3 separate regions of the Homo sapiens genome follow, and regions 1 and 3 are each linked to region 2. Evidence: chromatin contacts called from ENCODE Hi-C or POLR2A ChIA-PET data. All regions are on one chromosome and are shown on one strand. Each heading gives the region's core, a stretch centred on a gene start or an enhancer-like site at or near the end of the contact. The rest is flanking DNA. Distances are from core to core; before and after follow the strand shown.

Region 1 (4,541 bases), core at 1,323-3,822, 440 kb after region 2:
CATAGTTTCCTATGGCAGCACTTTTTTCTTTTTTAGTGATACATAAAACAATGGTTCACTGTACCATGAAAGGAGGTTTAGACTTAATGAAATATGGTGCTTAGCCCTAGTTACATAAAAGCATGAACCATTGGTTTAACAAAACCTAAGGAATCTACTACACAAATGAATTGCTTTTTACTACCTTGAGCTGTTTGGGAAAACCATAAAACCAAAAGCTCAATATTAATCTAAAATTATTTAATTATATTTTATAATTAAATTATTTGGAAGATGTTTTCAAATGACTCAAAGTTAAAAGATCTCAGTGTGATATATATTCTATAATTACTCTCAGAAATGATGTTACTAATAAAAGTTAATGATGTAGAATCATAATCGTCATTATCAAATAGGAGGATGCCAGCCAGAGGAGAAAGCTTTTGTTTTGCAATTGTTTTGTCCCCTCACTCCTTCTCTTACCACAGTGAGAAGCAGTCATCTGTTTTCAAAGGTTGGAATGTTTTTACTTTTCTTGTTTGGAAACTGGCTTAAACAAATGTAAGTGCTATAAAATACTTCACTCTAAGTTGAAATATTCATCTAATTTTTATTGGACAAGCTTTGAAGTAACAATTTGACTTCTCAGTGTTTCTTTTGTGTCCATATAATCCTCTCCTCAGTGTTGCATGTGGTGTGAGCTACAAGCATTTGTGAGCCTAGGAAGCACAAGGCCCCAAGGTTTCCTGGGAATTAGCACCATACAAATGCAAATTAGGGACACCGGAAGACTCTGTCCATCCTTGCCACTGCTGTTGTTTTGTTCCTTGGTTCCTTATGGGTAGCAAAGCAATTCATCGTTTTTAAAACACGTACCTTAGCTGTTGACTTTTTCATTGGCTAGCTGGAGAAGAAAAGAAGGAACTCTTTCCTACAGATTTTAACTCTCTGAATCCCATTCAATTATTTTTTCCATTCAACTATTTAAAATAGATAACATGAAATCTTGCAGGAGCCTCACACAATTCCTAATTGCAGAATTTGAACTTGAGCTATGGAGTCTTACTCTTCTTCTTGCATCTTCAACCTATGCTTTACTATCACCCTTTTTGATAAGTCAGATTACCTGTACTCTCTTCAACAACTTTCAGCTGGTTAGCACAGTATATAGGTATGTTGGAAACCAGATATTTTCCGTGGCATAATTCTTCCAAGAGAGTAAAAATGCTTTGCAAGCACTTCCTCATTTTTCAGCCAATCCACATAGCAAGGAAAGTTCCATGAATCTTTTCCTTTTTATATATTGTCTGTTAGTGATGATCATGAACCTATGCCTGTGCAGAGCCCCTGATGTGGAAGGAGGAACCACAGGGGCTGGGGAGGGGAGGGCATGAGTGAAGGTTCCTGCTCGACACTAGAAGTGACCCCACTTGGCGGCAAAATGGTCCTTCATCCTTTATGCATTCGTAGAAATCGCAACATGCCTTTCTGTTTCATGTAACTACAATTTAGTTAATGCTCAGTAGGATTTGTAAGCCCTTCACATCTCTGAGGATTTATTTTATTTCAGAGTGAAAGTGACTTTATGGCCCATTTACCATTAGTGTGACTTATTGCATTATTCGAAGGAGGAGGAGGGGAGCAAGAAGACAAGGCAGTCTCCGTTACGCGTATCGCCATCAACAGGATGACCACCACACATTCCTGCCCAAGGAAGAGGGGCGGATGCAACCTTTCTGTGCTATTGTTTATGAGAGCACTGAAGCCTGGGTGATCATGCAATATTTCAGTACATGAGTGTTTCAAGTGTGTGTGTGAAGGAGATATTAAAATAGAGGTGTGAGAGTAATTAGTATTTGGAAGTAATGGATATTTTGAGTTCAAAAGATGCCACACGTCAACGATGATGAGGAATGACTAGCTACTTAACTCCAGTGCTGGCACCCTTAAATTACAGGGATACTGAAGCGAGACGGAGTTAGCATCTGACCAGCGACCAACAGTGGACCGGCGAGGCGGGCTCCTAATTAGAGCGAGATTCCCAGAAGCTGGACAGCCCCTGTATTTATGGGAGCATGCGGCGCAGCTGGCAGTGACCCCCAGGAAACCTCGGCAGCAGCCGCCGCCGCGGGTGTGGTGACCTCGGGCCCGCCGCCTACCTGGAGCGTTTCGGCGGCGCCTGGTTCAGAACCACCGGGGCGGACAGCTCCCTGGAGCTGCACGCGGACTGCGGAAGGGGACAGTGAGCGGGATCGGCCCGCACTCCGTCCGCGGGCCCGGACCGCTGGAAGCACCCGGGTCCCCCTCCCCTCCTGTTCCCCGGTCCCGCCCTCCCCCTCCCGCGCTGCGCGTGGCGGTCCCGGGCTGCGCGTCCCTGTAGGAGGAGACCGGCACTGCCGCCGGCGGCCCTCCCCCTAACCGCCAGCCCCGGCCGCGCGCCCCGCCCCGCCCCGCGGAGGAGGGTGGGGGCGTTCCCCGCGCCGGGCCCGCCCAGCTCCCCCGCGGCTGTCCGGGCCGGGCTCCCCATTGGCCGGCGGGCGGGAGGTGAGGGGCGGCAGGGCCCGCCTCTGGCGGCTCGCGCCCGGGAAGGTCGGCAGCCGAGCGCCGGAGGCCGTGGAGAGGGCGGGCAGGGAGGCGGCGGGCGCCGAGGAGACGCAGCGGCGGCGGTGGTGGCGGTGGTGGCGGCGGTGGCGGCGGCGGCGCCTGGTCTCGGCCGCAGCCTCTGCGTCCCGCCCGCTCTGGGTCGCCCCTGCCAGCCCCGCGCGCGGCTCGCCTCCCGCCGCGGCCCGCAGCCTGCGGCGCCCGAGCTCCGAGGGCGCTTCCCCGGGCGCTGGGCCCGAGGCGGCCAAGACGGCGGGCCGGCCGGGCACGGGGCGGCGGGCGCTGTGCTGCGGGCTGCGCTGGTGGGGGGCGGCGGGCCGCGGCGCGGGCCCAGGGCCCGGCGTGTGCGGCTGGGAGGCACTGTGGGGGCGGGCGCGCGGGCGGCGGCCGGGGCCATGGCCGAGGGCGGCGGGGGCGCGCGGAGGAGGGCGCCGGCGCTGCTCGAGGCTGCCCGCGCGCGCTACGAGAGCCTGCACATCTCGGACGACGTGTTCGGCGAGTCCGGCCCGGACAGCGGCGGGAACCCCTTCTACAGCACCTCGGCCGCCTCGCGCTCCTCCTCGGCCGCCTCCTCGGACGACGAGCGCGAGCCCCCGGGACCCCCAGGGGCCGCCCCGCCACCGCCCCGCGCCCCGGACGCACAGGAGCCGGAGGAGGACGAGGCCGGCGCGGGCTGGAGCGCAGCGCTGCGGGACCGCCCGCCCCCGCGCTTCGAGGATACCGGCGGTAAGGGGCTGCCCGCGGGTGGATGTCGGGGGCGGCGCTGGAACCGGGCGCGGGGGAGGCGTGGGTGCTGGGGCGGGCGAGTCCAGACTCTCCGTGGGCTGGCTTGTGGGTGTCTCTCCGGAAACAAATGAGGCTGCAGGAGCGGTGATCGGTCTGACTGCTCCTGGGGGCTCCGAACCCGTGGGTGGAGAGGGTAAGGCGGAGGCCGTGGCCAGCACTTTTCCAGTGACAATGTCGTCGGGGACCTTTTCCTTCACTTCCTGGGAGCACCCCAGCCCCTGCATGGGAAGTCTGTCACACCTGTGGGTCGGACTTTTAGGGGTGGATTGAAGTTAGGCTTTCCTAGTTGAGGGGGCTTTTCTGAAAGCCCGGCGTGGCTGGTGGAGGCAGGGGGAGTCGTTTTTTCACTGACAGCCCAAGAGCAAGCCTTACAGCAGGTGACGCGGGCGAGGCAGGTAGGAGTTGGCCCAGTGAGAGTTGAGAGAGAGGCCACCCGCGGCGTCTTGACTTGGCTTAGTTTTCTCCTTAATCTGAGAAACTTTCCCTGTCCGCGCCATTCCAGATCTCTTGTTAAGAATGGGGAGGAGTGAAGGAAGGGACCGATTGGGCAGCGTTAAGGTGCTTGCTTTTCCGCCAGAAGGTACTTTCAGGTGTGTCCTGCTTACCACTGTGGCCACAGACAAGCCCCGAATACCTGGAGAAGGTGGCTAGGGTGCTGGCAGCTGCGGCTGCCCCACTCCTCTTCACTGTCTGTTTTTGTGGGAGTTGGCTGTTGAAATATCACCACTTCCTCTGCAGAAGCTCCGCAGCCTCTGCCTTCTTTGAAAGCTGCAGACCAGCCGCCCTCTCATGCTGGTATTTCTTGTTCCACGGCCTTCTGTAGCAGGCCCGTGCTCCTGCATGCTGTGTTCTTCCGTAGAAGTGCGCGCAACCGGTGTTGATGAGGGCCAGGGAGTGGCCGCGGTGGGCATGATGCGGCTTTTCCTGTGGCCTTCTCTGATTATTGTTCAACCGGTCAGGAACACGGCACATGGGAAGGCAGGCCCAAGGGACCTCCAGCTGGTGCCTGGACTTGGATCTGGGCATCATGCTGCAGCCTGCTGGGAGGCCGGTAGGGTTAGCTGGACTCTGAGTAGGGAGTGGTCTGCAGACCTCTGGCAGGCTGCGGTGTGGATGCGCGGAGCTAAAGCTGGGCTTGCAAAGTCACAGTTAGCTGTGCACTGCTTTGGGGGTGG
Region 2 (5,100 bases), core at 688-3,187:
TGTTAGGCAGGGTGGTCTCGATCTCCTGACCTCATGATCCACCCGCCTCGGCCTCCCAAACTGTTGGGATTATAGGCGTGAGCCACCGTGCCCGGCCGGAGTTTGGCTATTTTTATTCCCTCCAGGAGTAGATAAAGATATATGTAAAAAAAAAAGTTTCTAATTTCAGCCAAGTCATCTGTTAGAGCCATACTTTAATTCCCCTGAGTTTCTTCTTATAATCTGGAAGAATTTTTCTTTCAGTTAGCCCCTTATCATCCAGATCATGGACTTTACATACTTTGGCCAATGTCCCTGAATTATCTCACGCTTTTATTATCTTGAAAACTTCTTTGACAATCAATTATTGCCAGACCCAAAACACCTCATGGGGTTGTGGTTTTTTTTTTTTTGAAAGCAACAATTATTTCCACAACTGCTTTGAAAACAGCATGAGACCAAGTTTCTAAGGGTACGGACAGCTTCTTATGTGAATATCAAAGCAAGCCTGGGGATGTTAATTAATTTCAAGAATATATCTTTAAACATTACCTATATTATTAAACAAGGATTAGAGGAGAGAAATCAGTGGGATTCAGGTCAATGTATTGAGCTTCTCTAGCATCAACTCAAACAGAAGATCATACTCCAAAAAACTGTCCTTAAACTTCCGGTCTCATAAATAATCCGCCACTTACTGTGGAGACTATATTTGGTGGTGCTTGCCTTTCCCTGCTTCAATATATTATGTTGTGAACATTGTTGATAATAATGTCTTTAACTGTAGAGCCTGCCACATTCATGACATTCCAAAAATATTCTGAGGATTTCTGGGCCGGAAGATGAGGCCATCTCACATTTAAAATAGGACTTTGCAAGTTATTTCTACTTTTGTGTTCAGAACTATCCAGGCAAAGACCCTGGATAACAGCTGAAATGCTGGTTTTTGTTTTTGTTTTTTTATTTTACGAGTGGACACAATTCTCACCTGAGTCCTGTTAGTCTTGTTAAAATCAGTCAGATGGAGAGAGGGGCTTGGGGGAAGTGGGGGCTCGCTATAATTTTAATTTTGTGGTCTGTCTGGGACACACCTCAAAATTACAAACCCTGGCCCCCTACCTGTTGGGATGTCGCCTCTGAGTCTGAAAACTTTCTGCTCCTCTTTGGTTTGTTTGCAAACGTCGAACTGCCAAGAGTTCTGAGCTCCTTGGGTTGGGGAAAGGCACCTGGGCCACCGGGTACTTCATGCACCCACCTGGCCCCGAGGGGCGGCGGGAGCTGACTTTCCTTGAGCACCAGATGCCCCGAACCGGTCCAGCCTTCCAGGTCGCCCTCCAGCCTCCGGGCTGCCCTGCGCCCCCGGCTATCTGCAGCTCACCGCGCCAGGCCCCGGGCCCAGCGTCCTGGACGGGCCCAGAGAAAGCAGAGAAGGTGTGGCTCGTCCCAGAAAGGGACAGAAGGAAAGGAGTAAAAACAGAAGCCAGGCAGCCAGCGGCTTGGCCTGAAATGCTGGGGCTTTCTTAGGCTCACTGGAGGTTGAAAAAAGTTTCCTTTGTCAAGCAGTGGCCACGTGGCGCTATGGCGGTCACTACCGGGAATTAACCACGGCCACCCTCTCAGAGCGCCGGGCGCGGACTCAGGGACACGCCGGCTACCACCTGAGCCGGGTAAGGGGAGCCCGAAACCTGCGGGCACCGCGGTAATCCACTATGGAGGCGTAAAGGGGGACTCGTGGGGTCCGCGAGGGGGTGGCGGGGGGGGGCCCGGAGGGAGGAGCTCCCGGGGAGGGGGCCACGGAGGGCCGGGGTCCCGGGGCTTGGGGAGCTGGGTTGGCTTGGAGACCCGGGTACGCGGCGGTGCAGGGCGGGGTTCCCGGAGGGGGCGGGGCTCCGGGTGGCGCGGGGCGGGGCGAGGGCGGGCACAGCGAGGGGCGGGGCGCGGGCCGGGAGCGGCGGGCAGGCCGGGCATGGCGTCCATGGCGGCGGCGATCGCGGCTTCGCGCTCGGCGGTCATGAGCGGGAACCGGCCTCTGGACGACCGGGAGCGAAAGCGCTTCACTTACTTCTCGTCGCTGAGCCCCATGGCCAGGAAGATCATGCAGGACAAGGAGAAGATCCGCGAGAAGTACGGGCCCGAGTGGGCGCGGCTGCCGCCCGCGCAGCAGGACGAGATCATCGACCGGTGCCTGGTGGGGCCGCGCGCCCCGGCGCCCCGAGACCCCGGGGACTCGGAGGAGCTCACGCGCTTCCCCGGCTTGCGCGGGCCCACGGGCCAGAAGGTGGTGCGCTTCGGGGACGAGGTAGGTGCGGGCCTGGCCGCGGACCCTCTTCCCCTCCCGGCGCCCCGAGGCGCCCCGGCCCGGTGGGCACCTGCCGGCGTGAGGCCGCCCCAGCTGGTAGGGGCTGGAAAAGAAAAGGCAGGAATGGCAGTGGGTGGGAGGGGAGCCCCAGAGCCGAAGTTCGGGGGGTGGGGGCTCCGCTGGGGGAGTTGGTTAAGAGATCGCCGAGAGGTGGGTCGTTAAAGAACCTCCATCTAGACCTGATCCGCCGGCTCGCACGGACTCCAGAGACTTCTCCCGGAGCTGTCGTAAGCGAGGCTGACCAAAGTGGAAACAACAAGCAATTTTAAACCAGACAAGCCTGGGTTTTAATCCAGCTCTGCTACTTACTACCTGTATGGCGGTGGGTCAATTAACTTCTTAGAGCCTCAGTTTCCACTGTGTAAAACGGGGGTAATAACGCCACCCCGTGCCTGCCCGTGAAGGGACTGAGCAAATGATATATACTAACATGAATACTTGTGATGAGATGTATGGGGAAAGTAAAATTGCCAAGCCAGGTAACAAGGAAGAAAAGGTGTCTTCCAAGATAAGGAGGGAAACCCATCCATCACCCTAAGATGTTTTCCAAGTGAGCACAATGCCCAGCGTATGTTTTAAGGGTGAGCATGGTGGCCCTGTTTTCCACCAAAAAACTAAGGGACGATAAGTTTAAATGAGCTCCAGTAAGTCTTGGCCACATAACAGGGCATGTTTAGGTCTCAGATCTAGACACTGTCCAGACTGCTAGAGGGACAGTCATTTGTGAAGGTAGAAACGCTGAATCTGTTCCAGAAAAAGCTCAGGGATGACCCACACTTAGTCACAAACGCCTGAATCTTCTGTAGGGTTCAGAAACTTGGTCTTCTTTTTCTTAGAAATGTGTTTAACCGAAGCCTGTTTGGTGCCATTAGAATTTGCACTGTGACTCTTTGGCGTTTCAAACTCAACTTTTGCCGTGAGGAGCAAAGTCAAGCTGAGCAAAGAGTGTAGGAATGAAATCGCTCGCTGTTAAGGCTGTTTCTTGGGCTAGAGGAAGGAGAAGCTGGGAGAGATTTTTTCCGAGGAAGTTGTGGATTGTGGATGGAATTCAAGTTAAGGAGGTTTAGATCAGATTTTCAGGCTTGGGTGTGCTGAGACATTTATTAATACGAAGTGTTCATGGTCATAAACCCACTTTAATGTGAGGGAAAAGTGAAATGACTGAAGGATGCTGCCAGTGTTTCTTTATTCTGATGGAATCAAAAGGAAATTCTCTACTGGACTTCAAATTCTGATGGCTTTGCCAGGAAAAACAAGGGTGTGGTAAACTGGGGAGGGGAAAATATAGGTTTTAAAATGTATTCCTAGAGCTGAAACATTTTCAGTGGGAAAATAGGCGTATTTATAAAGACTTGTGTGCAGTGTTTGCGCCCAGATTTGGGGGATGAAAAAGCAGGCAGCACTCCTTTGGAAGAGTCACGAATAAATATGACAGGAAGTAAACTTCTAAGTACTTACAAATGTTGGAGAGTGACTGTCATTTTCCCTTAGCTTGGTGTCCAGCTAAGAATATCTACACGCCTACTCATGATGAAAAAGCCCATGTCATAGAAGAGCCCAGTATTACTGACAAGGAAGAATGTGGCCAAGTTAATTTTTTATTCTCATTCCTCATCTGGTGCCAGACTGAGCCGTTTCTGAATTTGTAAACTCAATGTGATTTAAAAGCAAGTGGAACTGTGCCGTGCTGTGGTGCCTGTATGTCCTTCCAGGAGTAACTCAGGAGAATTGAATCTCAGCTTTGCAAAACCAGCTGAGAGCATGTTCTGAAATGCCTCTGACCAGCCTCAGCTCAGACAGCAGAGGGGCAGATAGACCCTGAATTTTAACAGAGGTACATAGGAACATGGCCCAGGGTACATTTTTGCCTGCAGTGTCTGCGTAGGTTAATAGCAGTAGGGAATTTAAATTCCCCTGGACTGCGCCAGAGGTAGGCACCAAAGTGGAGTCAGTTGTCTCATTGTTGTCCCCAGGAGATCATTCATGGAGGAGGGCCAGCTCCTGGGCACAGGGATGATGGATAAGGACAGGATAGGCTGCTGAACAGAGGTACCCCCAAATAGGTGACCCCAAGTTTGTCCTAAAGGACTGTAAACTAGATAGAGTGGGGCCCAATGTCTCTTCCCACTTGATCAGTCTTCTGATGTGGTCCTGGGGCCTCCACAGCCCTTTCCGCTGCCCTGAAGGACACTGCCTATTTCTTTGAATGGTATCCTCTCCCCCATTGCCAGTAATGTTTTTCTATCTCACATAGCAACGTTTTAAGTCAGAGCATGCAAATACAGCCTCCAAATGTGGTGATCATCTTCTAGACATTTCTTGTGTATTGCAGGAACAAATAGAAATTGATTATATGATGCTGATCACAGATCTTGGTGGTTTTGAATGTGGTCAGGGGCTCAGTTCACTCACTGAAGTTCCGTGTGCATCTGACAGGTGTGGCATCTGTGTGTGTGTTTTCATCCTCATCCCTTGGCCTGAGGCCCAGATGGCCCCTTGCCTTGATGACTTAACCTGGTTCTCCTCAGGGAAGGAGGCTGCTGCCTTTGAGTATTGAAGCCGTGAAGGGACCTATCAGTCTTTAGGTTCTTGCTTCCTTGGAAATCAACAGAGCAAATATTTCTCAAGGCCCATTATATTAGAGACAAGGCATTTTAGCTTAGGGTACTTCATCCTCCCATAATCTTTACCAACTCCTTTAAAAATCCCCACGTGTGAACATATGATCTCAGTAAAAAAGCATGGAAGTATAGCTTCAACCT
Region 3 (4,890 bases), core at 832-3,331, 270 kb before region 2:
TTAAGTAAAATGCCCAGCACTTACCTTGGATGTCTCACTCTTCCCTTGTGTCCCAATTCACCACCAAGTCCTATTGGTTCTACTTGAGTTGATTTCTAATCAGTCCAATTCCACCCTCACCCTTCTAGTCCAGGTTATCATCCTCTTTCCCCTGCACAATCCCAATGCTCTCTTTTGCTAATCTTCCCTTTTTAACTGTTACCCCCTTAATCCATTCTCCATTCGGCAGCTATAGTACATTTTTACAATTTTAAATTCTTTTTTATAATTAATTTTTGTTTATATTTGACACATACCAATTGTACATTTTATAGGGTACAGTGTGATATTTCAATGCATGAATATGTTGTATAATGATCAGATTGGGGTAATTACCATATTATTCACTTTAATCTCTTATCATTTCTTTGTAGTGACAACATTTAAAATCTTATCCTCTAGCTATCTTGAGATACACACTACTTTGTTACTTGCTGTAGTCACTAGTCATCATACCGTGTAATAGAACCCCAGAGCTTATTCTTCCATCTAACTCTAACTCTACACCTGTTGATCAACTACTCCCAGTCCCCTTCTCCCTGCGACCCTCCCCAGCCTCTAGGAACCACTATTCCACTCTCTACTTCTATGAAATAAACAGTTTTTGATTCCACATATGAGTGAAATCATGTAGTGTTTGTCATTCTGTGCCTGGCTTATTTCACTCAACATAATGGCTTCCAGTTCCATCCATGTTGCTGCAAATGACAGGATTTCATTCTGTTTTATGGCTGAATAGTATTGTGTGTGCATATATATATACATTTTTCTTTATCTATTCATTTTCTTCTGCACTTTCTTTACCTATTCGTCTCTTCATCTGCTCATCTTTTCTTTTTTTTTTTTTTTTTGAGATGGAGTCTTGCTCTATCACCCAGGCTGGAGTGCAGTGGCATAATTTCGGCTCACTGCAAGCTCTGCCTCCCGAGTTCAAGCAGTTCTCCTGCCTCAGCCTTCTGAGTAGCTGGGATTACAGGCGTGCGCCACCACACCCAGTTAATTTTTGTATTTTTAGTACAGATGGGGTTTCACCATGTTGGCCAGGCTGTTCTCGAACTCCTGACCTCATGATCCACCCGTCTCGGCCTCCCAAAGTGCTGGGATTACAGGCGTGAGCCACCATGCCCGGCCCATCTGTTCATCTTATCTATTCATCTGTTCTTCTTTTATTCATACCATATTTTCTTTATTCATCTGATGGACAGTTAGGTTGATTCCCATCTCTTGGCTATGGTGAATAATGCTGCAAAAAACACGAAGGTACAGACGTCTCTTTGAAGTGCTGATTTCATTTCCTTTGGATATATACCCAGTAATGGGATTCCTGGATCTACAGTGATTTAAAATACACACACATACACACACACACACACACACACACACACACACACACACACAAAACTATCCTTCTTAATCACTGCTTCAATTTCTTCGATTGCTTCCCCTTGATCTTCTAACAAACAGCTTCCTACCAGGGGCGTCACATCCTGTGAGGACATAGCCCTTGCTGACTCTCCATCTCATGTTCTTCCCTTTGCTCATTGGCTCCAGCCCTTCTGGCCTCCTTGCTGCTCCCAGAATACACTAAGCCCTTTCCAAACTTCTGCCCTTGTACTTGTTCCTGCTTCCCAGAATGCTCCCCACACCCACCCCACCCACGCACATCACCCACCTGGCTGCTGGGGCAGCTTTCTCTGACCACCAATGTAAGTGTCACAGTCCTTCCTCTTTACTGCTATTTTCCCTGGTTCTTTTCCTTTCCTGAAAGAACTTTTCACAATCTGCAATTCTCTCACCTTCTGTTTATTTACTTTTCTGTGGTTTGCTCCCTGGCCAGAAAGCACAGTGTTAAGGGTGAAGACCATGTCGGTCTTGCACACTGTTCTATCCTCAGAGCCTAGCAGTGTGTTATACATAGTAGGTCCTCAAAACTGTAATTGAATGAGTGAATGAATTAGTGATAGATGAGTAAGCAAGAGGAAATGCTGGCCCTATGACCTTGCTCAAGACATTCACATCACTCACATTGCTGAACACAAGGGGGAGGCTGGGATGTGGTCTAGGAGGGAGAGAAGCCTCTCTCAAGCTTGGGAGGGTGCCAGGGCAAACACCAGTGGTATGAATGCCCAAACTTCAAGGGGGCCAGAGAATACACACTCTGAATTCTCTCTGGATCTAGATCTCGCCAAAGGGAGTCCCTGTTTCCAAGCCAAATTCTTCTGGCTGTGGAGGCAGCTACAGAGGCTGGGCGGGCAGGTATCCTACAGTCCCACATGTGACAGAGATTAAAACTCAACCCCACAGGGCCCACCAAGCAGCTTAGCCGCAGAATCTGCCTCTGCTGTTTGCCAGACATTCCAGTACATTCCACTCACCCTTCTCTTTGGCCTCCAGCAGCGGCAAATCCATAAGGGCCTCTTTCACCACACACACATGCCTTGTATGTACAGGCTCCGGGCTATTTAAGCAAGGCCTAGAACTCTGGCTGTGTTTCAAAGATGTAGTGATTCTGGTATTCATAGCTTTAGTGAGGGCTTTGGGCCTTTGGGGTGAAAAGCAGTAAGTAAACTTTAGCTCTTGGAGCCCAGTTGTCTGTGATGTACTTCATATGAAGTACAGTTTACTAGCAGTTCTGACTGCAGCCCTTGTAGAGAAACTCACGATTTGCTCCCTGTGGTCAGCACACAGCACACAGTTCCCAAAGCAATAGTGTGAGGGCATCCTCAGAATTCGTGCTTTGTATAGCACTTCTCATTTCCCAGGAAAGGGATAAGTTCTTGTTAAATGGAAGACCATGTAACCCAGAAAGCCAAGAGTAGGACTGGGGAATTTGCCATTCTCTTCTTCCTTTTCTTCCCCTTAGGCTGTTTGGGAAATCTCATCACCATTATGAAGTCTGTCTACACACCGGGCCCAGAAACGGTCTGCAGGGGGATGTTCCATTGAAGGGAAGGAAATTCTCCTATGAACACTAGGTATCTCAGCCAGCCAAGCTCTGGTCACCAAGCTTGCAAAAGTAAAAAGAAGAAAAGGAAGAGAAAGAATTCTGGACATGAGTTGAGGCCGCTGAAGGGAAGCCAAGAGGCAAGGATATTTGAAATGTCACTGGCTGGAGGTATTTAGAGGAGAGCTGCAAAAAGGAATAGATGAGTCATAGAGGAAATGGAAACCTCCCTGTTGGCCAGGAAATAAAGTCACAGGACAACTTATTGAAGACCTTATGTTTTCAACTATTTATAGCAGAGTAAAGAAATAACTGGTTTGGCCAAAAGGCTGCACATGAAGCCTCTGTCCAAGGTCACAGAGCAACTTTCATTGGAGGTTGGAGGCCCAACATGGGGCTGAAGGCCACCCATGCCACAGTTTTTGAAAAGCTCATGATGTTCCAGGGGTGCTACATTCCTTATCTTGTCTAAACATTACAATAACTCTGGAAAATTGGCATTTTGATCCCTATTTTCAGATAAGCAAACTGAGGTTCAGACATGGCTACATTTTTCTTTTTCTTCTAAAGTCATAAAGCTAGTAGGCCACACTTAGCTCCCTTATCCCTCTGTGGGGTGATACAAGACAGCATGGTATATTGAAAAGGACACAGATTCTGGGATCAGACAGGCTTAGGTTTGAACCCCAACTCTTACCACTTACTAAATGAGTGACCTTGGGGAAACCTCTTTGGAGTTCAATTTCTTTATCTGTAATAATTGGTATTATTCCTCAAGAAAACACTTGCAAACAGAATTCAACAATACATTAAAAAGATTATACACCATGAGCAAGTAGAATGTATTCCTGGAACGTAAAGATGGTTCAACATATGAAAATGATCAGTGTAATATACCACATTAACAAAATAAAGAGGAAAAAACCACGTGATCACCTCAATTGATGCAGAACATGCATGTGACAAAATTCAACACCCTTTCATGATAAAAACACTAAATAAAGTAGGAAGAGATGGAAACTACTTCAACATGATAAAGTCCTTATATGACATGCCCACAACTAATATCATTCTCAATGGTGAAGTATGCAAGGCTTCTCCTTTAAGATCAGGAACAAATCAGGGATGCTTACTCACTTTCATCACTTCTAGTTAACATAGTGCTGAAATTCCTAGCCAGGACAATTAGACAAGAAAAATAAACGAAAAGCATCTGAATTGAAAGGAATTTAAATTATCTCTGTTCACAGACAACATGATCTTTTATGTAGAAAGCCCTAAAGATTCCACTAAAAACCTGTTAGCACTAATAAACAAATTCACAAAGTTGCAGGATACAAAATAAAGATGTAAAAATCACCTGCATTTCTATGCACTAACAATGAACAGTCCAAAAGGGAAATTAAGAAAACAATTCCATTTACAAAAGGATCAAAGACAGAAATACTTAAGAATTAATTGAACCAAGGAGGAGGAGGAAGACTTGTACACTGAAAGCTACAAAACATTGCTGAAAGGAATTAAAGGCACCAATAAATGGAAAAATAGGTCCATGACTTGGAAGACAATATTGTTAAGATGTCAGTATTTCTCAAAGTGATCTACAGATTAAATAATAATCCCTATCATGATTCCAGTGGCATTAAAAACTTTTTTCTTTGAGACAGGTTATCACTCTGTCACCCAGGCTAGAGTGCAGTGGCTTGATCATAGCTCACTGCAGCCTTGGACTTCCAGGCTCAAGTCATCCTGTGGCTTGGACTCTACCATATCCGGCATTTTTTTTTTTTTTTTTGGTAGAGATGGAGTCTTGCTATGTTGCCCAGGCTAGTTTTGAACTCCTGGCTTCAAGAAATTCTCCTGCCTTGGCCTTCCAAAGTGCTGGGATTACAGGCATGAGCCACCAT

What was found. A loop is a pair of places that touch in the nucleus more often than their neighbours do. ChIA-PET counts read pairs that join two places held with the same protein, here RNA polymerase II (POLR2A). Pooled maps may share reads with other maps.
Region 1: a pooled map shows a loop between it and region 2 (5-fold over the local background). The contact joins the promoter of PGBD5 here to the promoter of C1orf198 in region 2. A Hi-C loop is called at or near these places in 1 of 37 single-sample maps with no recorded cell type and 6 of 50 pooled maps. POLR2A ChIA-PET finds 5 or more read pairs at or near these places in 1 of 52 experiments (MCF 10A).
Region 3: a loop to region 2 is called in a map of chondrocyte, with 5 times the contacts of the local background. The contact joins the enhancer-like site here to the promoter of C1orf198 in region 2. A Hi-C loop is called at or near these places in 1 of 168 maps with a recorded cell type or tissue (chondrocyte). POLR2A ChIA-PET finds 5 or more read pairs at or near these places in 3 of 52 experiments (HEK293, WTC11 and activated T-cell).

Annotation. Positions count from the first base shown.
Region 1 is chr1:230,424,363-230,428,903 of GRCh38, reverse strand. It overlaps PGBD5 (piggyBac transposable element derived 5), which reads left to right and starts at 2,572. Exons shown (of 7, transcript NM_001258311.2): 1 at 2,572-3,306. The coding sequence starts at 2,976. RefSeq lists enhancers at 1,403-1,949, 1,950-2,497 and a silencer at 2,306-2,625.
Region 2 is chr1:230,865,358-230,870,457 of GRCh38, reverse strand. It overlaps C1orf198 (chromosome 1 open reading frame 198), which reads left to right and starts at 1,937. Exons shown (of 4, transcript NM_032800.3): 1 at 1,937-2,278. The coding sequence starts at 1,946. RefSeq lists an enhancer at 1,374-1,965 and a silencer at 1,789-2,008.
Region 3 is chr1:231,137,671-231,142,560 of GRCh38, reverse strand. No RefSeq gene overlaps it. Among named protein-coding and RNA genes, the nearest start is that of TRIM67, 22 kb to the left of the region's middle. Within about 2 kb of position 2,081, at least 2 of the 41 ENCODE cell types and tissues checked have a DNase peak (open chromatin) inside an H3K27ac peak, as active enhancers do.